Regions from separate parts of the Mus musculus genome. Here all the other regions are linked to region 3. A link is a loop called in an ENCODE intact Hi-C map of the cell type or tissue named here. Cell type or tissue: heart. All regions are shown on one strand. Each heading gives the region's core, and the rest is flanking DNA. Links, peaks and the distances in the headings are about the cores only. Region 1 has its middle 85 kb from the start of Ch25h. Region 2 has its middle 21 kb from the start of Ifit1. Region 3 has its middle 43 kb from the start of Fas.

Region 1 (8,082 bases), core at 2,025-7,024, 56 kb after region 3:
GTTCTAATAAATATACTCTAGGAGTTAGTAGGCTAAGAGAGAAAAATCCCATTTATCATTAAACTAAAGAATAAGTTAAAATGTCGTTCAATAGGTGTTGTAGCAGTGGTTCTCTCAGGAGATGAACTTGGACTGAGTCCTGGGGAAGGAGTCCATGTTCCAGACAGGGTAGGAAGGGGGGTACTGTTCCCAGCAGAAGGAACGTTATGCAGATAGAGACAAAGTAAAACCTTGAAGAGACAGGGATCCATGTTACAAAGGCTTGCTGTGTCTTTGGATACATTGTCTCAGTACCACTGTGGTCTAACCTTAACAAAGAAAAGGCCAGCAGTGCTTACAGAATGCTAGAAAACAGAAGACCACCCCTAGTATGTTTCTCAGAATCCAACTCCACTCCATTTGCTTGGGTTTACCCATCATTACAGTTCATTGGATATTTAGTTCTAATGTTACAGAACATTCTATAATTCAATTCCAGGAAAACTGGGTCATAAAAAAAGCAGAACTACTGTTTCTCAGTACTAACTTCCTCTGTACTAAGCATATTGAGACTTAATCCAGAATATGTGACCTTTCATCTAATTGTGAAGAATGGAATAAAATGATTTCCCGACCTAATGCAGATCATTTAGACATGCTTCTCTAAGGAGGAGCTCAGATGCCTAAACACAGTTTATGCAGCTCATGATTCCTTTGCCATCTGCACAGATCCACATGCTAAGCCTCAGCCTGCTCTGGAAAGGACACACAGAAACTGATCCCAACAATGCTTGCTGGTTTACTTGTTTTCTGTATGTTGATGCTCCCAATTTTCCTCCCATGGGGGTGGAAATGTCGTGAATTATCTAAGGAGGAAGAACCTTGAGATTCCTCTATACGTTTCCTTCTTGCATAATTCTTGTTTTAGCTCAAGCAAGCTTGATAGTCTTTTCAAACATGGTACATGCTTAGGAGGGAGAACATCAGCCATCAGTGGGAGGACTCTGAGGACATGCAGTTCCAATATGTGCATTCATCCCTCAAACAATTAGTCAGTTAAAACTCTGGGAAGGCTGAAAGAAGCTGAGGAGAAGGGCGATCCTGTAGTCTCAATTAATCAGGACCCCTGAGATCTCTCAAACACTGGACCACCAAACAGACAGCATACACCAGCTGATATGAGGCCCCCAACACACATACAGTAGAAGACTGTCGGGTCTGTGTTCATTCAGAGATGATGCACCTAACCCTCAAGAGACTGGAAGCCCCAGGGAGTTTAGAGGTCAGGTTGGGTTGGGGCATCCACATGGAGACAGGGTAGGGTGGGTAGGAGGTGTGGGATGTGGAACAGTTGGAGGGTGGACGAGGGGCGGGGAATGGAATATGGAGTGTAAAAAATAAACTAAAAATTACAATAAAATTTAAAAATCTCAGGAGTCTTTTGGAGCACCAGCCAAGGTAAGGTATGACGTCAGTGGTAGCATAGTAAGTTTCAATGTGTCCTAACAGAAGTTGGAAATTCTTCATTTCCTGTTTCCTTCATGCTGAGGCTCTGTCAGAAACTCTTCCATCTGCGAAGGATGGTAGTGGTGGCCTTTCCCACGTGTTCATTCATGCAGAAGCTTGTCACTCCACCCATCTGTAGCATTTCATGAACATTCTGTTTGCATGGCATAAAGTAGGTCTTTATTCATATAAAATATGCTCCAAGACGCTTATTCTTTCTTACACCTGAAACAGTGGGATATAGCCACCACACAGAGCACTTCGCCTTTCTTTTAAGGGATTCCTCGCACTGCCACACTAGCCAAACTGGAGGCTACTGTCTTCTGGACAATGAGCTGCTCCTTTTGCCTCTCAACTTGTGGGAAAGAAAATGTTAAGATTTAAGATCTTGATTTGGGGAAGACGCTATTTAGAAGTGGGTCCTTTATCATTTCTCTGTGGGGCCCTGTCTGTTGGATGCTCTAACCTGAGGAGTGGACTCCTACTTGAGCTACAGCACTGCACTTGGACAGACCTAACCCTGTCTGTCCTCTTTGGTCCTTATCACGTAACATTGTTTCATCTTTTCTGGATTTTTTTCCTTTAGTTCTATTTTTCAGTTAATTATGTTTTTACTTTTTTCCAGATTCACACATATATGCAGTATATTCTAATATATTCATGTTTCCCTTACCCTTTTCTATCCCCCTCACTTCCTTATCTTCTTTCCAATTGTTTCCCTTCCTATTTTCACGTCTTTTATTTTGGGGCAGGTCTTGCTCAGGTTGCCATAGCGGCGGTGTGTTCGTAATTGCAACTTCTAATCATATGGAAGTGATTCTCAAGGAAAGACAGGAATAAGTTTCATTCTTGAGGATTGCGGTGGGAAGATGTAAAGTGGAGCCTTGATCTTGTCACGTTCCTAGTGGATCTAGCTGATTTAAATTAAAGTTCGAAACATGTAGTGTTATGTTTCTTTGTGGAAGACTTGACAATTGCATAAAAATCATCCCATCCACCCATGTGGATGGATGTGTGTTAGGCGACGTAGCATCCAAGTCACAGTAGCTGCATAGTGCCAGTAACTGGTGAAACATTGCTGGGTTTTCATAATTGCTAAGTGGGGCTCAGAATTCTCAATTGTAGGGTACCTGACTTTGTTTCTTCATCTCCAAGGCCAACTTCAGCCAGCAGATGCATTTGTTCATTGCTTCTTATGAGGGACACTTGTACATAGTTCCCACATCAGTTCTCTATCCAGGCACAGTCAGTAACCTTGTAGTTGCCAAATATCAGGTAGTATAGTCTCAACAATTATTCAAAAAACAAACAAACAAACAAAAAACCAAAAACCGAGATTCCTTTTCCCTCTGAAGACAAATGGGATTTTGTTCTGTATGATTTCTCAGAGGTTCCCCGGTAGCAGGGAATCCCATGTAGCCATAAGCAGTCACTTGCTGGTTAACAAGCTCTTGACTGACTCTTCCTTCCATGTCCTGCTTTCATCTCGCTTGCTTTCTAGGGTCATTTACAAAATTAAACTGTGTATGTAACCACTGCTCCATAAAATCCTAACAGAGCTAAGAGATTCCAATTACCCAGTGCTGTCAACTTCACTGTGCCCTCAAAGTCCGTCTGTCTCTCCCTCCCCCTCCCCTTCCTCTCCCCCTCCTCCTTCCCCTACCCTTCTCTCCCTCTCTCTTCTCTCTCTCTCTCTCTCTCTCTCTCTCTCTCTCTCTCTCTCTCTCTCTCCTCCTCTCCTCCTCCTCTCCATTTCTTTCTCTCCCATTCCCTCATCCTCTCCCTCTCTTTCTCCCTCTTCCTTTCCCTCTCTCCACTTAGGTATGCCCTTGACAAGTTTGGAACACAAGTTAGCTACAAACCAAAATAGCTCTCTTTAAGACTAAGAATCATAACAAACAAACAAACAAACAAACAAACAAACAAAAAGACTATGATTTTTTTCTTATTTTGCAAACCTCCAATTCTAACCAAGGTTTGGAATGAATGATTGATAGCAGTTCTACATCGGTGTTTAATCTAATATTCAGTAAATAGTATAATGGCAGACAAAGCCAAAGATCATGGTTCAAAGCAATTGGCTATACTCTCATCCAAGAATGGCTCTAGTGCTGTAAGAAATGCTTTGTACATGGAGGTGTAAGTGAATGTGAATTTCTTATCTTTTTTCCTCAGGAGGTCCATGGACAGTGTTCCTACTCACACACAAAGTCACATGCCTCTTATTCTACACCAGGAGCATCAACTCTTGTCCTGTTTGTGCCACATCCCTACTGTCTATTGAGGCTAATGACTTTGAGTTCTAATCAAAACTGTGCAATATTTGGCAAGTCTGGCTCCAGGCAAAAACCCTGCATATGATCTTTCAGGCCTAACCACAGGTAATTGAAGGACTTTGACCATCAGACCTTGTGAGAGAAGCTGCCTCCACCACTAACATGGAGAACAGTTGAGTGTTGTCTTTTATGAGGAAGCAGCAGTCCAGGACTCAGGCAGGACTCTCCATCTTCAGGCCACACAGCTCACGTGCCCTTCTCCACTCTTCCTTCCTGGGTTGCTTAGCTGAGGGAGCTCCTGCAGAGACTGCTGTCTTTGTGGTCTTGGCAAACAAGTTCTTCTTTTTTGACTCAGGACTTTCTCTCTTCCAGAGTCCTTCCCTCATTTAGACTCTGCCTCTACGCCCTTAAAGAGATGGGGACCCTGAGTTTTGGGCTCTTCAAGGGTAAGGTGACTTTTCCCTTCTGCACACACATGTGATTCTCACCAGTGATTTTTCTCTGGGGAAAAATAAAACTCTGGTAGAGACCTGGTGCTTTTTCTTTGGGAGCCATTGTTTGTACAGTGGGTGAACAAAGGCTTTATTGCTTGCCCAGAACAGTAAGTGATTGCAGGCTGAATGGCCCTTCAGTTTGGTCATTGCCATAGCAAGTTACCTATCCAAAAGCTCAGCAGTGCCCTGTCAGGCTATCATGGGCCACACAACTGCTCTGGGCCAACCCTTTGGCTGTCACGATGCATATGCACTCCTGAAGTAGTATCAATAGTGGAGTCATATTGTCTGAGATGTGGCAGCTCAAAACTCCTTCTTTTACACATTACCACCACACTTCTAAAAGATCAATCAGTTATTACCTGAGATCTTCTTGGCCTTTGGTGGGTTTTGAAAACTCAACTCCAAGTTAAGCTCCATCGAGTTTGTTAACCAGGCACTCATGGAGATGTCTAAAGCCTCATGGCTTTTTGTCCTATGCTGACACAGGGCTTCCACATGTTTGAAATGAATAGGAAATAAATCCTGTCACCGTTTCTCTCAATTTCCCCCAAAGACATGGTGACTTTTTTTTTTTTTAGATTCACAAGCATTTATGAGCTCATAGAAAGGAAATTCAGCATTTCCTTAAGGGGCCAGGGACCCTTTCATGAATCAAAGCCCTGGAATGTGTTTTCCACTCTTTATTTCTGAGGTTTCTTTTTTAGGGAACAGGCCTGGTGACTACTCTGAATCCTCTGGGTCCCTGAGGAATTGTACTGATAAAAATGACTTTTACATCGAATGCCACTCTCAGTGACCTTGATGGTAGAGTCTCCTGGGAGATTTTGTTAAAGAGACATACAGACATAATCAGGCAAACATAATCTCAAGGAAATCCCCAAATCATGGAGGTTTTTAAATACCACAAGTGGTATGACCTTCCTCTGGAGTGCAGTCAACTTAACCAGGGACAACACTTAAAATGAATACTTCCGCTCCCAGTAGCTAACAATTGCCAATATGGTCTCCACTGGGGAGTAGGGGTGGGACTTCATGCTGCCTCTCTTCGAAATCCTGGAGTTTAGTCTGGCTTGATCTTGCACAGGTCTTGTGCATGTTATCAGCATCTGCCGTGTGTAGCTATGTGGCTGCCCTGCTTCGTCTGGAAGACACTGTTTCCTTGTGGCCATCCCCCAGTTCTGGCTCTTTCACTCTTTCTGTCTTCTGCAATGATTCCACTCCACTTCAGCCCTTCCTGGGGCATTATTCCTTTAAATCTTTATACCACTTATTCTACTTTCCATTCCTTGGATGCCCTGCCTCCACGCAAGGCCCTTAAACTAATTTACAGACCCCAATGGGTATTCCAGATGAGCCATTCATATCTGACTCAAAGCTACCATTCACAAATAAGAGAAACTCTATGATGGTTGTCTTTCTGGGTCTCAGCTACCTCAGTCCAGGTGAGTGATTCTATCGCTATATATTTATCTGTTTTACTTCATTTTTCTTAGCAGCTTAATAATATTCTATTGTGTAATAGAATGTATTTCACATTTTCATTATCCACTCATTAGTTGATAGACATCTATCAACTGTTTTCACTTACTTGTGAATAGTTTCCAGTTATAGTGAATAGGGGAGCAATAAACATGGATTAATAGGTTTCTCTATAATAAAGAGTCCTCTGGGTATATTCTGAAGAATGGTATAGTTGGACCGTGTAGTATATTTAATTCTTGCTTTTTGAGGAACCTTTACACGGATTTCCATAGCGGTTATATCACTTTTTACTCCAACCAGCAATGAGTAAGTGTTCCATTTTCCAAAATCCACACCAACACCTATCATTATTGTTTTGGAGGAAACTTTACACGGATTTCCATAGTGGTTATATCACTTTTTACTCCAACCAGCAATGAGTAAGTGTTCCATTTTCCAAAATCCACACCAACACCTATCATTATTGTTTTGGAGGAACCTTTACACGAATTTCCATAGCAGTTATATCACTTTTTACTCCAACCAGCAATGAGTAAGTGTTCCATTTTCCAAAATCCACACCAACACCTATCATTATTGTTTTGTTTTGCTTTGTTTTGTCTGTAATCTGAGCCATTCTGAATGGAGTAAGATAAAGTCTCAAAGTAGTTCAAATAAGAAATGTTCCTCGACATTTGTATTTCATACTTAGAGATCTTTGTTTAGTTTTATATCCCATATCTAACTGGGTGGGTTTTTTTGACAGTTGATGTTTTTATTATTTATATATTCTGTATATTAAACTCTGTCATATGTATAACTGATGAAGATTATTTTTTTACATTCAACAGGCTGCCTCTTAACTCAAATGACAATGCCTTTGCTGTATACCAAAGTTTTATGAAGTCTGCCATTTGTGATCATGAAAGCATCATTTCAAAGAAAGCAAGATTTCAATTATCCAGACAGGTTTTCAAGCTGGGTCATGACTGACAAATTGGTCCCAAAGACTCTTCTCAATGTTATCCAGAAACTATTCTGTAAAATTAGTTTCACCAAAGATATCCCATCTCTGTCCTATGAGTCATTGATTCCTAATTCCATCAACATTTGGAAAATGACGCTTAATGGCCCTAAGTCATGTTCAAAACTCCTCCGTCTGCTGTGTTAAAACCCATGGTGGAATAAGTTGGGAGCCAAGTTTTTGAAAGTGCAGAAAGATAAGGGAGACACACCCCAGGAACTGTGCACGTATACGCAGATCTCAGCCTACACAGTAGCAGCCCGGGAAGCCTCCAAATTGGCCCACATTGTCTTGCTTTGTAGAGTTTTCCTTATATGGGTCTTTTTCCTGTTTTCTGAAGAGATTAAATTTCTTTCAGATATTTTCGTCTGTTCCTTGTCACAACTGTCAAGAAGCTGTGTAATGCTCTCCTTTCCTGTTCTCAGTGGAGTGAGTGTAATATAACCGGGAAAAGTCGTTGACTCTGGTGCAATGAGAAAGTCCTGCCTTCATAAGGAGAGCCTGCATGTATCTGCAGCCCCCCTCCTTAGAACTGATTTTCATCTGTCTCCATCTGACCTGAGAGCGTCAGGAGACTTAGCCTCCCACACTGTTGTGGGAAAAACCAGCAATAGAGGAGACACTGGCTTGAGGACTAGAGACATCTCTCCTCAATCTCATTCTTATGCAGGACCTCGAAACTGGCCTGACTTGATAAAAAACACAGTGGAATAAAGATAAACAAAGTGAGCAAGAGCTATTACCAACTCAGGAAAGTTCTAGAAAATAAGAATTTTCTCTGTAACTTTGCTGAGACTAACCCTGCAGGGTCAATTTCACTTGACAGACACTTTCAAATCTTTTTTTTCAACTGCCTTGCTTTCAGGGTACTAGATTCGGGTTCTATTCCCAAAAGATAGAATATCAATTGTTAAAATCCTAGAAGTAGAAGCTGGGGAAAAATAAACTTAAAAAAAATGTAAAAATACACTTCTTTACACATTAAAATGGAAACTATTTTGGGAAATATGTGAAAGATGACAGAATATTTCACAGTTTGCTGTGCTGAAGACTAGATAACATCCACATATTTTTCATAAATATAAAAAATTCTCAAAAGTTATATGGGTATAGCAGCTAAATTGTTATACAAATGTGGTAACAAAGCAGTCATTTTTAGGTAATGGAGAAAATTTATTTTTTATTTGAATTTTTCATGCAATATAGTTTGATGATATCCACCATCTTGTTGGGGTTTTGCTTGTTTCTAAATCTATTTTTATATATTGTCATACTTACTGATGATAGTGCCCATTCCCATTGAACTCTCATTTCATATTGATATTTACAAAATATTATT
Region 2 (8,082 bases), core at 1,572-6,571, 330 kb after region 3:
AAAGATGCAAGAAAGTCGGTATTAATCTGGCCAAATTAACTCCTTCGTTCCCCTCTGTATGTTCTCATTAGAGCTGTAATTCAATACGGTGGGTGAGCTTCCCAAATTTTCCCTTGGTTACACTGGGTTTGGCCCCCAAACATTGTAGTAAATGTTTTGGTTTTGTTTTCTTCTTCTTTCTTCTTCTTCTTCTTCTTCTTCTTCTTCTTCTTCTTCTTCTTCTTCTTCTTCTTCTTCTTCTTCTTCTTCTTCTTCTTCTTTTTTTTTACAGTGGGGTGATGGGGAAAAGTAAGACTCGGTTCCTCTGGCTTTTCACAGAACACACAGAAATGTTATTACTTTGTTTACTTAAATATCTTTTACTTTTGGAAATTATTATATAATTACATTGTTCCTCCCTGTGATGGTTTGTATATGTTTGGCCCAGGGAGTGGTACTATGAAGAGGTGTGGACCTGTTGGAGTGGGTGTGTCACTGTGGGCTTTAAGACCCTTCTTCTAACCACATGGGAGCCAGTCTTCTCCTAGCAGCCTTTGGATACAGATGTAGAACTCTCAGCATCTCCTGCACCATGACTGCCTAGAAACTGCCACGCTTTGCCTTGATGATAATGAACTGAACCTCTGAACCTATAAGCCAGTTCCAATAAAATGTAGTCCTTATAAGAGTTGCCTTGGTCATGGTGTTTGTAGTAAAACCCTAAGACACTCCCCTTTCCTTCCCTCCTTTCAAAATGTCACATGAACTGCCACTTTGATCTTTTTACACATTCATGGCCTCTCCTTTTATTGTTGTTAGACACATTTATGCATATGTTTGTGTGCATATATGCAAGCGTGCACACACACACACACACCACTCATATTCCTAAACACAAAAATACAACCTGCTCAGTCCGCATAATGTTCCTTGTATGTATCTGTTTTCAGGGCTGATCATTTGTTATTCACAATAGCCAGTGAATGGAAAACAAACCAAATGCCCTTCAGCTAATCAATGACTAATGAACTGTAGTATATCCACTCCATGGAATGCTATGCAGATGTAAAAAGAAATGTAATCATAAAATGTCTGGATATTTGAAAAAAATCATAATAAAGAGTCAGACTATTAAGTACTCACATCCCCCAACCTATAGTACATGTAAGTACTTTGATAAACATACATATATAGTTTAAATAAAGTTTTACTCTTTGGGCTGACGATACTCCCTCCAAGAGCCAAAGAATATGTAACCAAAACCCCAACACCAGGTGTGAGAGACCCTTTTAAAGTTGTTGGTCTAGGTTGTCCAAGAGACTTCCAGAAGATTATATGGTATTGCTATTGCCTTTGTTTGTATCGCCGAGGTGGAAGGTAAGTCCCTGTAGCTGAGGACACCATGCAGTTCAGACACAGAGTCCACAGGACCCAGAACTGGAACTTACCTGAAGCTTCCTTCCTGAGGAGCAACTTTTATAGCATGGACCACACAGACAAAACAAGCGACAAATACACAATCCAGTGGGCAGGATAGAAAGGATATGGACAGAATAGCTAAGCTTAGCCATGTTTCATCTTTAATTTAACAAAACCCACATCTTACACTGTTCTACTTCTAATACATGTAGAGGAAATGTCTTGTATCTGTATTGGCACCTATCAATAGTAACACTGGTGGCCTATAGCTTAGGTAGGAATAGGAGAGGGAACATCCTGTAGGCAGAAAGGATTCTGGGATAACACTTCGGGGAGATAACGTTGTGTGTAACTTTTGCTACCCAGCCTAAGCTCCAGGAATGTGCCATGCTACCAGCTTTCCTTGAATCAACGGATAAAAGACTCACACACAGTTGGTCAATTTCAACTTGCCCTTTGACACAATTATTGGCCACTACTATCTCCTGCCTGGAAAAGTGTGTCCTTATCGGTATTCTTTGTTCCACACTTCCCACCTGCCCTAAACTTTAGTTGCTCAGTTACATCTAGTCCCTGCTCAACTCCCCTGTCCACCCTCCTGTAGAAGTAGCCTGTGTGGTCACTGGTTTCAAGATCTCACATGGATGGTCAACTTTTCTCCATCAGAAGCATGGTGAACTCTCCTATCCTTGTGTCTCCTTGCTTACCTCCAAGAACCGGGAAGACCCGCCTATCCCTTCTGCTCAGCAATTGGCCCATGGCTTCTTTACTGAAAGATTAAGAACCAATCGGGGAACAGGACCTTAGCATCAGAACCATACCTACAGAGTGATACTTGGTGCCTGAGCACAAGTAGGCAGCCACATGATAGAATGTAGGTTAGAATAAATAGGTTATTTAAAGATATAAGCTACTCGAAAAGAGCCTGGCTATACAGTCAAGTTAATTGTAAATATACTTTGAGTGTATCGGGAGCATGGGGCTTAAGAGGAAGAACCAGGACTACCTTGTACATACATATGTATAATGAAGTGGGAATTTTCAGAAAAAAGCTGGAAATATTTTCCAAACTCGCCATTCATTAACCTACCTGAGAAACAATTACCACAACATGATATTTCTTCTATGACCAATATTTAGAATTCAAGTTTCTTTCAAAGAAATCTGAAGTAGATCCACCCAGGCATCATTTACAAACATTAAAAAAAAAAGCTAAAAAAACCAAAAATACTTTATTTAACAGGAATAAATGTAGTGGTTGTTCAGAGACATTGTCTTTGAAGAAACAGGAGCGATGCATTAGACCTGGAAGGCCTCAGTCTCCTTGGGTTTGTCTACAGTCTTGAAGTCTTATGGCAAGGCTGAAGGCTGATGACTGACTCTGGGAAAGTAAGCAGCCTGGCCCCCCACTCCTAAAATACCAGCTACCTTCACATTTTATCTGCATCTAGGTTTACATATTCTCATAATCTGCTCTATTTTCTGCTTTTAGAAACACAGCACATAATCCACTACAATGCTTTAACTTTTCAACAGTTACTCAGTATTAACTGTATTCTAAAAACAGTGAATAGGAAATATGAGTCTTAGTGACTATGTGTGGAGAGGTGGAGTGGAAAAGACAGTACCTCTGAGTGAACGCCATCCAGGAGAAAAAGCTTTGAGTAGATGTGTCAAAACATTGGCCTGACATATATTAGCATTTTAAATGATTCATTTGATCAACCGACAATTTAGTGCTAGACATCTAAAACGCAAGTCAAAGAGGTAGATTTGTTTTGTTTTGTTTTGTTTTGTTTTGTTTTGTTTTGTTTTTGTTAAATCTCACATGGCTTAGAATTCAGTGAAAGTAACAGACAAACAGGTATATTACCCAGGGTCTGCTTTCTCTGTAACATGGCTGACGTTTAATTCGCTGTCAAATTGTTCTCACAAGTTTCTCATTTTACCGTGTATTATCTGAAGCATTATTTAAGGCACTTGGGGATAGCAATCTGATTCAGTCAAGGATCATGGACAGATGCAAAATTCCTGAAAGAAAATGCCACCGATGCAAAAGGACTCTCTGGAGCACTCTGTGTGACTCGGAGGGGCTTGGGGACCTCCAGGAAGCAAAGGCTTTTACTGTCTTGTTGCTAACCTCACACCACCACTCTGCCCTGCCCAGGCCAACAGTGGAAGAGATTTCTGTCCTTTCTCCCCAGACATCAGGAATGGTATGGTGTGGTGCACTCTGGACATTTGCAGAGAAAAGCAAGAAGCCAGCCCTGGGGCAGAATATACTCTTGCATTGACAACATGAATGTCCTCCCATTCAGGACCATCTGCTGACAGAGCAGACATTTCTCATCAGATTGGCCAGTGAATTTCAGGGACAAGTTACTGCCATGTACATAATTAGCAGAATTCCATCTGTGCCTTTAACTATATTAACACCTAAATCAGGCCAATCTACAGCTCCTACCATGGATACACACATCTCCTAAACATCTTACGATTCAGCGAGAGCTCAAATCGCATTGGAAATTAGCAATATCCACCTGAGAGTCTGCTCCAACCTGGATTGTCTAGTAGATCAGTCTATTCTGCTACTATATAACACACGTGAGCATGGTAACATTTAAAAAAAATATGTCTTCAGTTCGTGGTCTGGGATGTAAAATCCGAAAACATCACAGCGTGGACAACTGGCTTATGGTAGACGGGAAGCCAGAGAACAGGTATGGTCTGCCTCAACCTCTCACTACACCTCACCTTTAAAAGGTCCCACCACCTTTTAACATCACCACTGTAGGGGCCAGGCTTTAATAGGGTGTTCTTCACACTCTATCCAAAGCGTAGCACCCAGCAGTTGCCCGTGGACACAGCTACATATGTATCTTGTCCTCTTTCAGACTGAAAGTGGTAATAACCTTCCACCAGGCAGTCCCCTACTGAAGGGACTATTTCTTCCTTGGCATACCTCAAATTCTTTACGTGTTTTGGAATCTTAAAACAAGCCCCATTTACGATTTGATGAATTCAGAAATTTTCTCCCATCTGGACCCTGTCTCATATCTCTTGCTTGTATTGTGCATATTCATATTTTCAATTAGGAAAATAACTGAAGGTATTTACAGTCATGATTCTCAATTGATGCCCTGGAGGGCCTTATCAAGTCCAGTGGATTTTTGGTTGTCGCAATTGTGACGTACTACTGACACCTAGAGGCTATACACAAAGATGCAGCCTAAGTATTCTACGCTATACAAACAGCTTCCCACAATAAGATCCATCAAGTCCACAAGTCAGAAGCGCCAAGGTTCAGAAACTCTGACTTACCTCCATCTCTTGGCAGACAATTGCTGACAGCGAGGGCTCACTCTGAAGCTCTGTTTCTGGAAATCCTACCTGCGTCATTAATTTTGTTTGGCCGTGACTGAGGGGTTCTGGCCAGAACACAACATAACACAAGTGGAGAGCATGCGAGCATGCGCACATGGACCCGCCCTTGACAGGCTGAGTCCTTGCTAAGGAATGTGCTCATGCGCCTTAGTATTGCTGCGCTGTTCGGTTTACTAGCAAGGACTGGAGCCACCGAACTCTGAGTCTCAGGGCAGGGGTACATATGTACATTTATATATGTGCACGCATATGTTACTTGTAAATGTAAATAGAAGGAGGACTATGAGAAAGAGTTCCAAAGAAAGGAACAGGAGAGAGTAATGAGACTGAAGACAAAATATTACATGGTTTCTCTCACAAGTGGAATCTAGCATTAATTATACATATGCACGTGCATCTTTGTGTCTCCTAGTTTGCCTTCTATTGCTGAAATAAACACCATTATCAAATGCTGCTTGGGGAGGAACGAACTCGTTTCATCTAGCTTCCTGGTTCACTATTAATCCCTGGCAGTCAGGGAGGAACTCAAGGCCTGAACCTGGAGGCAGAACCTGATGCAGAGGACATGGAGAAACACTGCTTACTGGCTTGCTCAGTCCACGAGGCTTGCTTATCTTCTTTCTCACACAACCCTGGATCCTTTGCCCAGGGTTGACCACACCCACGGGGGGGGGGGGGGGGGCAGAGCCTTCCCATCCAAGACAATCAGTTGTTGATCCCAAAATTGTTCCATGGACCAATTCAGTGGAGCTTTCTTCTCAATCATAATTCTCTCTTCTCAAATGACTCTAGCTTGTGTTACGTTAACCAAAAAGCTAACGAGACCAGTATGTTGTATTTATATGCAATGTGGGGTGTAAAGTAGGTTGGCTTCCACTGAGGACTCTCCCCAAAGACAATGCCAGCGTGCTTCTTATTAGCAAAAAGGACAACATCACCTAAATCTCTGTGAGGTCCATTTCTCTCTTGTTTCTGTAGGAAACGGATTTATATTTCATTCTGGGACAAAGGCATCATTATTTTGTAGTTACAACTACCAGTGTTTCTATAGATGTGATGTGCTACACACGTTCTCATTATCCACAGGAGATAGAGAGTGGCTAGAGAAGCAAGCTAGGGGTCTGAGAGTGTTCCCTAACCTTTCATGTGAGGACTCCCAGTGCTGTGATTGGTTATGGGGTCATGAATTGGACAATTCCCAGGGGATGGGGCTGGGAACAGCAACTGCTTTGGTTGTAGAGCATCCCCCCCCTCCCCCCTCCCCCCTCCCCCCTCCCCCAACACTGATTCCTATGGAAGTCTGTTCAGAAGATTCTGGATTACAGACTAAGACAGAGAACAAAGCCTCCATACTGAAACAAATGTGAAGCAACTGCACCTTGTTGCTATTTTGATATGACTCTTTTAAAATGCCTTTATGTAACAAATAATGTCTCTGCATGCAACCTCCACAGCAAGTATTGTTAATTGCGTGGAGTACTTTTAAATTTTCTTATTAATATTATTATGAATGTGTATCTTGTGTATGCGTGGTGTGTTTGTGTGTTTGTGCGGTGTGTGTGTGTGTGTGTGTGTGTGTGCTGTCACAGTGTGACAGAGCATGTGAGATAATCAGAACACAGTGTTAGGTAGTCAGTTTTCTCCTTCCAAGATTTGGACATTGGGATTCAGAGATTTACAGTAACCCCCCTTTTTCCCTGCTCCCCCCACACACACCCTTAAAGGAGGCCACCTTCTTTGGAAGTCCGAAGAGTCACTAAGTGGTTAGTAGCCAGGGTACCCCATCTTTTGGCCTTATGAAGAAGGAAGCATGCTCCATCTGATCCCCAGCCAGCATAAGACCCTCACCTAATGTAGAGACCAACATAAGACACCAAAGGGAAGCCTCAATATAGCCATTCCACGGTACACGCATGTTTCAATGCATCGTGTTGAATATAAGTACATGTAATTCATATTAGTCAGGATGGAGAAGGGGAAAGTGAACGCAGGAATCTGGAAGAGGGAGGGAAGGGAGGAAAGGAGTGACAGAAGAAAATGGAAGGCTCTAACATGTGTTTTAGTTAGGGTTACTATCGCTGTGAGGAAGCATCATGGCCAAAATAACTGCAGGGACAAGGGTTTATCTCATTTACAGTTCCATATAAGAGTTCATCACCAACACCAGCGAGGGTAGGAACTCACGGAGGGAGACCAGGAACCTGGAGGCAGGAGCTGATACAGAGGCCATGGAAGTGTGCTGCTTACTGGCTTGCCCCCTGAAGGCTTTGCTCAGCCTGTTTTTTATAGAACTCAGGACCATCAGCATAGGGATGGCCCCACCCACAATGGGAGACCCCCTCAAGTAATAATTAAGAAAAAGCAGTAATTAAGAAAATTTGTTACAGTTGAATACTAGGGAGGCATTTTTCTCAATTGAGATTCCTTCCTCTCTGATGACTCCAGCTTTTGTTAAGCTGACATCCAGCTAGGCAGCACAACATGGAGGAGACTGGATGTGGCTAGGACCATCCACCCCTTAGCATCCCACAGAGGTTTAACTGCAGCCTCTAAACGTGGGCGCTGGAGAAGTGGCTCTGGACTCCAGTCTGATTAAATAAATAGTCACTTAGTTCAAGCACGGCTCCACCTTTCCTCACACGTGTTCCCATTGGTGTAGCACACTGACTCCAGCAATCCAAATCAGCAAGAAATATAAAAACAATAACAACAAAAAAAGGCTAAAATCATTAAAACAAACAAACAAAAAAAACTAAAACCATTCACAAACCTTTTATGTATAAGCCTGCTTTACTGAGACTATCTCAGGAATGGAAAGAACCTACATATTAATATTAGATAATCCTTGTTTTACAGGAAGGTGGGGGAGGGGGAAAGAAATATTAGTAGAAAGAAGGAGAGAAAACAATGAAAAGAAGGAAATGACTTTATTTCTTTCTCCTTCTTTACTGAAAATACTCCTTTACTCACACAACAAATCCTGATTATAGGATTTAAGAACAGGCTTCTAAGAGATAACAACCAAACATGACTAAATAAAATACAATAAGATGAAGCAAAAACTATTATCAATAGTCCCAGTAATGCAAAGATTTCGCTGTAGTAGTTCTGCTAATTTGTTAATCACAGCTGATTCTTCAGCCCCGGGTAACCAAAACCACAGAATCTTCGAAATCAAAACAGCAATTGCCCTAACAAGAGTCTTTAATCATCCCTCTGAAATTTCACAAACCAGGCCTCCATCTTCTGCATGGTTTTCAACATTATCTTCCGAGCTCCTACAGGAACTCCCACAGAGCT
Region 3 (8,082 bases), core at 1,859-6,858:
CATATGTTTCTGCTTCCTATTCATGGATATTTTAAGGTTACGTGGAAAGCTGTGTCTATCAGTCTCTTTTCTTGTTGTAAACAAATATCTGGCAAGAAGCAACCAAAGGAAGAAGGCTTGCCTTGTGCTTTGAATGTTCAGTCAGTCTATCATGACAAGGAGGCCAGGGCTGGGGGACCATGGCAACTGGTCAAGCTGTGTCTGTAGCAGGAAGGAGAGACCTTGGAGGGCTGGTGCTCCACCAGCCTTCTTCATTTCCATTTTATTCACACTCGGATCCTGGTTCATGGGATGGGATGGTGTGCAGACTCTCAGTGTGGGTCTTCCCTCTTCTATTAAGCCTATCTGGAGCATACCCACAGGCCTACCTAGAGGTGGGTCTCTTAGGTGATTTTAAATCCAGCCAAGGCTACAGTCACAATCTTATTCCATCATCCTACTTTAAGGAGTCTACAGCTCTTCATGAGTCCTTCCTAAAAATACTTTTAAAATTAAATTTTACTTGTGATCTCATGCTGCCAATCATAAACTCACTGTCCTCACATGGCTCCCAAGAACTTATGCATGTGCACTGTATACACATTTGTGTGCACATGTATATGTCTATGTGCACGTACTGAGATGCCATAGAATAAGAGGTATCCTGATTTAGCATCCTCCACCTTATTCTGTTGAGACAGACTCTTACTGAGCCTGGACCTAGACTGGCAGCCAGTCCACCATCTCTGCCTACTTCCCATTACCAAGCTTACAGATACATATGTGCCATAACTGCCTTTTACAGGAGTTCTAGGAATTTGTACTAAGGTTACCTGTTGAGCCACATCACTAGCCATACTCATGTGACCTTCTTGGTGTATTTTTGAATTTGAATTGTAGATCTGAATGACAAGTCTTGTATTTATGTGTACTAACTTCATGCATAGAAGATTTATTATTTATTATTTATTATTTATTTACCAACTCCTCCAGAGACTCCTGTTCTGAGCCAGGATTTCTTAGTATGTTGGGACTTATATCTTTCAATAATTTCCGGGTTCAAATAGATTTGTGCACCAGAAGAAGGAAGTTTGGCTCCCATATTGGTCCAACTTTCTTATGCCATGCGGTGTTTAGATGGAACTTAGTTTAAGCTGTCCTTTGGCACCAACTCTGATAGTTTGTTAGCAAAGGGATTTGACTAAGGCTTTAACTCTGTCATACCTCTGGCTTGTCTTTCTGTTTCCAGTGATCTGAGAATAGATCACACAGACAGAAATTTGTGTGAGGTCATGTGTCACACTTATAAGCTAGCATACATTTTTCTTTTCTTTTTTTTTTAATTAGATATTTTCTTTATTTTCATTTCAAATGCTATCCTGAAGTTCCCTATACCCTCCCCCCACCCTGCTTCCCTACCCACCCACTCTCATTTCTTGACCCTGGTGTTCCCCTGTACTGGGGCATATAAAGTTTGCAAGACCAAGGGGTCTCTCTTCCCAGTGATGGTCGACTAGGCCATCTTCTGCTACATATGCAGCTAGAGACACGAGCTCTGGGGGTACTGGTTATTTCATATTGTTGTTCCACCTATAGGGTTGCAGACCCCTTCAGCTCCTTGGGTGCTTTCTCTAGCTTCTCCATTGGGGACTTTGTGTTCCATCCTATAGATGACTGTTAGCATCCACTTCTGTGTTTGCCAGGTACTTGCATAGCCTCATATGAGACAGCTATATCGGGGTATCTTCAGCAAAATCTTACTGGCATATGCAATAGTGTCAGGGTTTGGTGGCTGATTATGGGATGGATCCCCAGGTTGGGTAGTCTCTGGATAGTCCATCTTTTTGTCTTAGCTCCAAACTTTGTCTCTGTAACTCCTTTCATGGGTATTTTGTTCCCTATTCTAAGGGGGAATAAATATCCACACGTTGGTCTTCCCTCTTCTTGATTTTCTTATGTTTTGCAAATTGTATCTTGGGTATTCTAAGTTTCTGAGCTAAAATCCATTTATCAGTGAGTGCATATCTAATGACTTCTTTTGTGTTTGAGTTTCCTCACTAAGGATGATATCCTCCAGATCCATCCATTTGTCCAAGAATTTCATAAATTCATTGTTTTTAATAGCTGAGTAGTACTCCATTGTGTAAATGTATCACGTTTTCTGTATCCTTTCCTCTGTTCAGGGACATCTGGGTTCTTTCCAGATTCTGGCTATCATAAATAAGGCTAGCATACATTTTCATTGGTTTAAATGCTTACTTAGACCTCTTAGCAGTTCAGTGCTTGGATGAATACCTTGGTTCTAGGCAGAAAGAAGATAATAAACTGTAGTGAGCTGATTTGCTGTATTATATAAAGTGCTGATCCTATGAAGTAGTTCTGTTGGGGTATGACAAACCCCTTCCAGATACCCTCCAGTGGAAGGCTCCAAAGATGGAAACATACTGACGGAGGTTGTGCTGTCACCTGAAACACCTTGGAGATCTGTGATGTAGATGTTATGTATATTTATAAGCTTTTGGGACAGAAGGGTTTTCCTTCAGATATAGTCAACTTTGTATTTTAAAGTAGAAACTGGGATGGGGCGAGGGCAGGTAGCTCAGAGCGTAAAGCATTTGGTGCGTGTGCTTTCCAGCCTGAATTTGCATCCCCAGCCCTAAAAGAAACCAGTCACTGTAATGGTGGCACATCCTTGTAACCCCATTGTTGGAAAGCAGAGACAGGTAATGCCAGAAGCTCCTGACCAGCTAGTCTACCAGAACCGTGGGAGTAAGATGTGTTCTCAAACCAAAGCGGTGGAAAGCGATAGAGGGGGACATCCTAAGTAAGAATGGCTACATGTGCATGTGCACCTGCGAATGTGCACGCATCACAGACACGATAATTAAATATGTTAGAAGGGAAGATGTTAGTTAACCAAGTGACTGCAAGGAGACATGCTGATTGTGTGTGTGTGTGTGTGTGTGTGTGTGTGTGTGTGTGTGTGTGTGTGTGTGAATATGATGTATATGATGTATTCAGCTTTTATATCACCTGTTTACTTTCTAGTCAGAAAGACAAGATCTTCATTCTAGACACTTCACCATCAGTAAAATAACGGTCAATCTCTAACTTTGTTTCTAATATAATACTGCTTTAGGGGGAAGATTTTTTAGTGAGAGGAGACACGTCCTTGATACTTTGAGCTTCATTAGAAGATGCCTCCAGTTACAGGGTAGAAGGATCTACCTGAGCCACAAGTCCAGAATCATACAAGTGGACAAAATGGTCCTACACCCCAGTAAATAAAGTGAGAAAAAATATGAATCACTTGACTGTTGGTTACTATCACATGACTTAATTACCTTGTTTTTGATGAGTAAATCCATGAAATGTAGGATAAAAATGTCTCAGCTCCAGATATATCCATTTGCCTAAGAATTTCATAAATTCATTGTTTTTAATAGCTGAATAGTACTCCATTATGTAAATGTACCACATTTTCTGTATCAATTTCTCTGTTGAGGGACATCTGGGTTCTTACCAGCTTCTGGCTATTATAAATAGGGCTGCTATGAACATAGTGGAGCATGTGTCCTGAGTGAGGTAACCCAATCACAAAAAAAGTCACTTGATATGCACTCACTGATAAGTGGATATTAGCCCAGAAACCTAGAATACCCAAGATACAATTTGCAAAACACAAGAAAATCAAGAAGAAGGAAGATCAATGCATGGATACTTCATTCCTCTCTAGAATAGGGAATAAAATACCCATGGAAGGAGTTACAGAGACAAAGTTTGGATCTAAGACAAAAGAATGGACCATCCAGAGAATGCCCTACCCAGGGGTCCATCCCATAATCAGCCACCAAATGCAGGCAATAGTGCATATGCCAGCAAGATTTTGCTGAAAGGACCCTGAGATAGCTATCTCGAGTGATGCTATGCCGGTGCCTGGCAAATACAGAAGTGGATGCTCACAGTCATCTATAGCATGGAACACAGGGCTCCCAATGGAGGAGCTAGAGAAAGTACCCAAGGAGCTGAAGGGGTCTGCAACCCTATAGGTGGAACAACAATATGAACTAACCAGTACCCCCAGAGCTCTTGTCGCTAGCTGCATATATAGCAGAAGATGGCCTAGTTGGCCATCATTGGGAAGAGAGGTTCCTTGGTCTTGCAAACTTTATATGCTCCAGTACAGGGGAATGCCAGGGCCAAGAAGTGGGAGTGAGTGGGTAGGGGAGCAGGGAGGGGGAGGGTATAGGGTACTTTTGGGATGGCATTTGAAATGTAAATGAAGAAAATATCTAATAAAAATTTTTAAAAATATGTCTTAATATATCCTGAATGTGCTATGGTAAATGATTTCTTTACATTTATTTTAAAAGCCATGCATTACTAGTCCTTTATTCCTAAAAGACAGATAAAAATGGAAATCCCTGTGTTTGTTTTCCCTCTTACTAAATGTAAAAAAAAAAAAAAAAAAAAAAAAAAAAAAAGGTCTCAGCTATAAAATAAAAGGCCCAAGGATCTGTCAATAAAATATAACAGTGGGCTCCAAACAAATGGGAAGGAAAGCGGGGCTGTGGTTCCACACGGCCACAAGATGGCACTGTTTCTCCAGCACTGACTCAGGTCCTGGTTGAAAGTTTCTCCAAAGTATGTCACAGTTTAATTCTCATATTCAACTTGCCAACAAAAGAGCAAAACAAAGCAGATATTACAAGAGTTTTATCTAAAATAAGGCAATGTCTGATTCTAAGTCAACCCCTTTTTATGGCCTAGCTGTATAATTTTAGATTTAACATCTTGGATGTTCTTTATCCATATCTGTAAATTAAAGTCACAGTCCATCAGTTGTTCCTATAACTGTAATGCACAGGAATGAGACACCCATGAGAGGATGTGATAAACTGTAATAGAGTATGACATTGGTTCTTAAGATTAACGTTCATAGAAACCACCTGAGGATGTTTGGAAATGTGTCCTGCAGATGATGTGGCTTTGGGAAGGGGGGGGGAAGCACTTGTCTCATACCCATGAGTCCCTGGGTTTCATGAACAGCACTCTAAAATTCATATCCCCAGGTCCAGACATGCTTCAGAAGGTTTGAGACTGGAAATATTCATGTGCTGCATAATTAATCAGCAATTATGAAAATGTGCAAAGTCTCGGGTCACAGCCTGAAAGGCTTCAGTATGCCAACACCCATGGAAAGAAATATTTCCAACTTAGAGATTAATTCACTATTTAACTAAAAGTTGAACAAGCACTCCACCATTTTTAGACTAACTAAAGGTACGTGTATATTATATTATAATACAAATATATCAAGTGTAAGTGCCCATTCTCTTAAGTTAATAGAATGGACTTGAGAAGGAAGTGTTTGCTGGGTGACAGTCAGATAACAGGACCAGGTGCAGAACATCTGGAAGTCAGCTGATAGACAGGTATGCTCATGTTGTAGGACCCAGACAGAGTTGATGGAGTCCCCCTGTGCTCTGCCTTGTGACCCCTATACACTCTTATTTGTCTATAAACAAGTGACTTGGTGTCTTCTATTAAAGACTGAAGCAAGCTCTACTGTACTGAAAGAGAGTGAGAAAATTTAGCAACAAAGTTCCATGAACCTCTTAGAATTCTTTGTCACACAACTGCCAAGGTTTGTTGGCTAAAGCCAATGGAACTTTTTCTAATCTCTTCTCTTCCTTCTCCGTCTGCAAGGGGTCTCAGTCTGGTTCCCAGAAAACATGGTGGGAAAGATTGAAGGTCTAGCTCTAGGCCAGAGGCCAGTGTGTTATCCTCAGAACCTGGGTGTGCATGCTCAAATCCCATCTTAGGTATCAAGAGTGCACAACAACAAAGTCTTTACAAATTGCAGCAAAACCGGCTTCATTTGGAAATATATTCAATACTCATCAATAAAGAGAGACAGCAGTTTATGTTGAACCACTAGGACTCTTGATCTTTCTACAACTATCTATCAAATAGTTCTTACTTTTTACAGCTAGGCACTATTCTAGGATAACATGCTAATAACATGCTAATAACATACAAAAAGACCACCAATCTGGAGCTGGATCTCTCATAACAGGACGGACAAGAATTTGTGTAATGATTGTGCAGAATACTATGTTATGAGATTATAAATGCTCCGATCCGTTTATCAGGACAGGGAGAATTGAGGCAAAGGTAGGGAGAGAGAGAAAAAAAAAGCAAGGTGTGTTACTACTATATAGAGTGGTCAGGAGAGGCCTCAGTGAGATGGAGCAAAGATTTGCAGCAGGGTGGCCTAAATCTGAGGGAGGACTGGAACAAACGCCAGGACAAGCCAAACACGCGTGAGGGTCTGCAACGGGGTCAGTATGGCTGCAGTGTACAAAAGGAGAAGCATGACAAAGAGAGGTGACAGTGTCCAGATGCCTGGAGCTGGTCTTGTTGAGGGACAAAGACCTTGCCAATGCATCTTCCTATTTCCACAGCTAATGCAAAGATAAATTGCATGGACCAGATACTTCTATTGTGTAGCTTTATTATTTAAACAAAATTTCTGGGGCTGGGGGAAATACAACAAAGTTGCGGGTCTTCAGGAAATGAACGTTCCTTTGGAAATGAGAGGTTATGAGACATGGTTCCCGATGAGATTTAGGACCTAAGGGTGGATTGGAGGGTGTGCAGAGAGTGCTGCTTGAATCAGCAGGACTCTGAAGAAGCTGTTGAGAGAGTCCCACTGCAGCACTTTCTCCAGTTCTGCTGAATTCTGGTCCAGGGCATACTCTGCCCTGGTGCTTCTCCATCCTCTCCCATGGCCTAGCACTTGACTGACGGACACATCACACCTTACTCATTCCTTCAGGAGAAAGGGCTTTCTCAAGAACTTGGAAATCGGAAAGTCCCTTTCTTCCCTTTTGTTTTTAATCTAGGCAAAAGTCACATAACATAAAAACCAACCATCATAAAGTATACAATTCAGTGGTATTTAGTATTTCACAACATTGTGCAACTTTTTTTTTTTACTTCCATCTGGTTCCAAAAGCTTTTATTGCTTCGAAGGAAAGCTAGTGTGTACTAAGCATTTACACACACACTCCCACACCCCCGCTGTCCCCTAGCCCCAACGCCCCATCCGCAATCATCAGTAAGAAGATTTCTGTCTTTAGGTTTAGCTATTCTGAGGATGTCAAAACATAATCATGCTTTGCACAGCCTTATATGTGGTGCATCTTTCAAGAGAGACCATTTCTTAGCAGTAAAAATGCTCAAGTGAAGACTGCAGAGTTTAGTTGCTCCACAGTCGTGCAATGGCATCTAGTTCTATCGTGTACTAGCTGAGTCAAAGAGGTCAGATCTCTTCAACTTTACAAAGTGACATGCTAGAAATAAAATGCTCCTTATGCAACTCAAATGCATGTATGTATACATGTCAAGTCCAAGTATGTCACATGTGTGTGTGTTGTGTGGCGTGGTGTGTGTGTGTGTGTGTCTGTGTCTGTGTGTGTGTGTGTGTGTGTGTGTGTGTGTGTGTGTGTGTGTAGGGGTGTAATAAGAGCCCTTCTGCCTCCCAAGGTGTCTAATTATGCTTGGACAATTAAGAAAAATGTGTGACATTGGAGATGGCACAGATACATCATCTCAAAGCTGCCGTAACTTGCTTTTTGCCCTGTCAAAACCACCACAGGCTAGAATGAGGCAGTTCACTGTGCTTGTATTCCCAGGGCGTTATTAATGGAGAGTGCAGATGTGGTCTTGTTCTTCAGTTTATGGTATAACACAAGCAAAAATGAAAACAAAACAAAAAAAAAAACTCTTTTCATTGCTAAGTAGCCTCTCTGGTACATCACATCCATGGGTCCCTCGGTATTGGGAATTCAGAGACAGCAATCTGGGACATATGACATAAGTGGAAGGCCATCTGTGGGCTTTTGTGACGATCTTGTTTCTCTGAATGTTTTCAGGACCCACCTAACTGTATCGTATCAATACTTCTTTTCTTTTACTGGGCAAATACTATCCCACTGGTAGCAGAGGCTGGCATGAGGATGGGAGGTCTGTCTCCTTGGTAACAAATGAATGAAGACTTAGAAGAGGTAATGGTGACAGCATTCTAGATAGATCTGG

The links. Hi-C counts contacts between places; a loop is a spot of excess contacts. Peaks named below come from ENCODE experiments on the same cell type or tissue, not always from the same donor. Only the 100,000 strongest peaks of a DNase experiment are listed, where the experiment ranks them.
Region 1: it touches region 3 in a loop (2.1-fold over the local background); 4 of 42 quality-filtered maps call a loop at or near these places.
Region 2: it touches region 3 in a loop (8-fold over the local background); 21 of 42 quality-filtered maps call a loop at or near these places.

What each region holds. Positions count from the first base shown.
Region 1 is chr19:34,386,111-34,394,192 of GRCm38, forward strand. No RefSeq gene overlaps it. Among named protein-coding and RNA genes, the nearest start is that of Ch25h, 85 kb to the right of the region's middle. In heart, for the core only: no CTCF peak of the experiment used is centred there; a DNase peak (open chromatin) is centred at 4,021.
Region 2 is chr19:34,657,551-34,665,632 of GRCm38, forward strand. It overlaps a transcript of Ifit1bl1 not described here. Among named protein-coding and RNA genes, the nearest start is that of Ifit1, 21 kb to the left of the region's middle. In heart, for the core only: a CTCF peak has its summit at 4,608 (motif pointing left); a DNase peak (open chromatin) is centred at 4,821; H3K4me3 peaks cover 667 bases; H3K27ac peaks cover 909 bases.
Region 3 is chr19:34,329,925-34,338,006 of GRCm38, forward strand. No RefSeq gene overlaps it. Among named protein-coding and RNA genes, the nearest start is that of Fas, 43 kb to the left of the region's middle. In heart, for the core only: a CTCF peak has its summit at 4,566 (motif pointing right); a DNase peak (open chromatin) is centred at 4,577; H3K27me3 peaks cover 317 bases.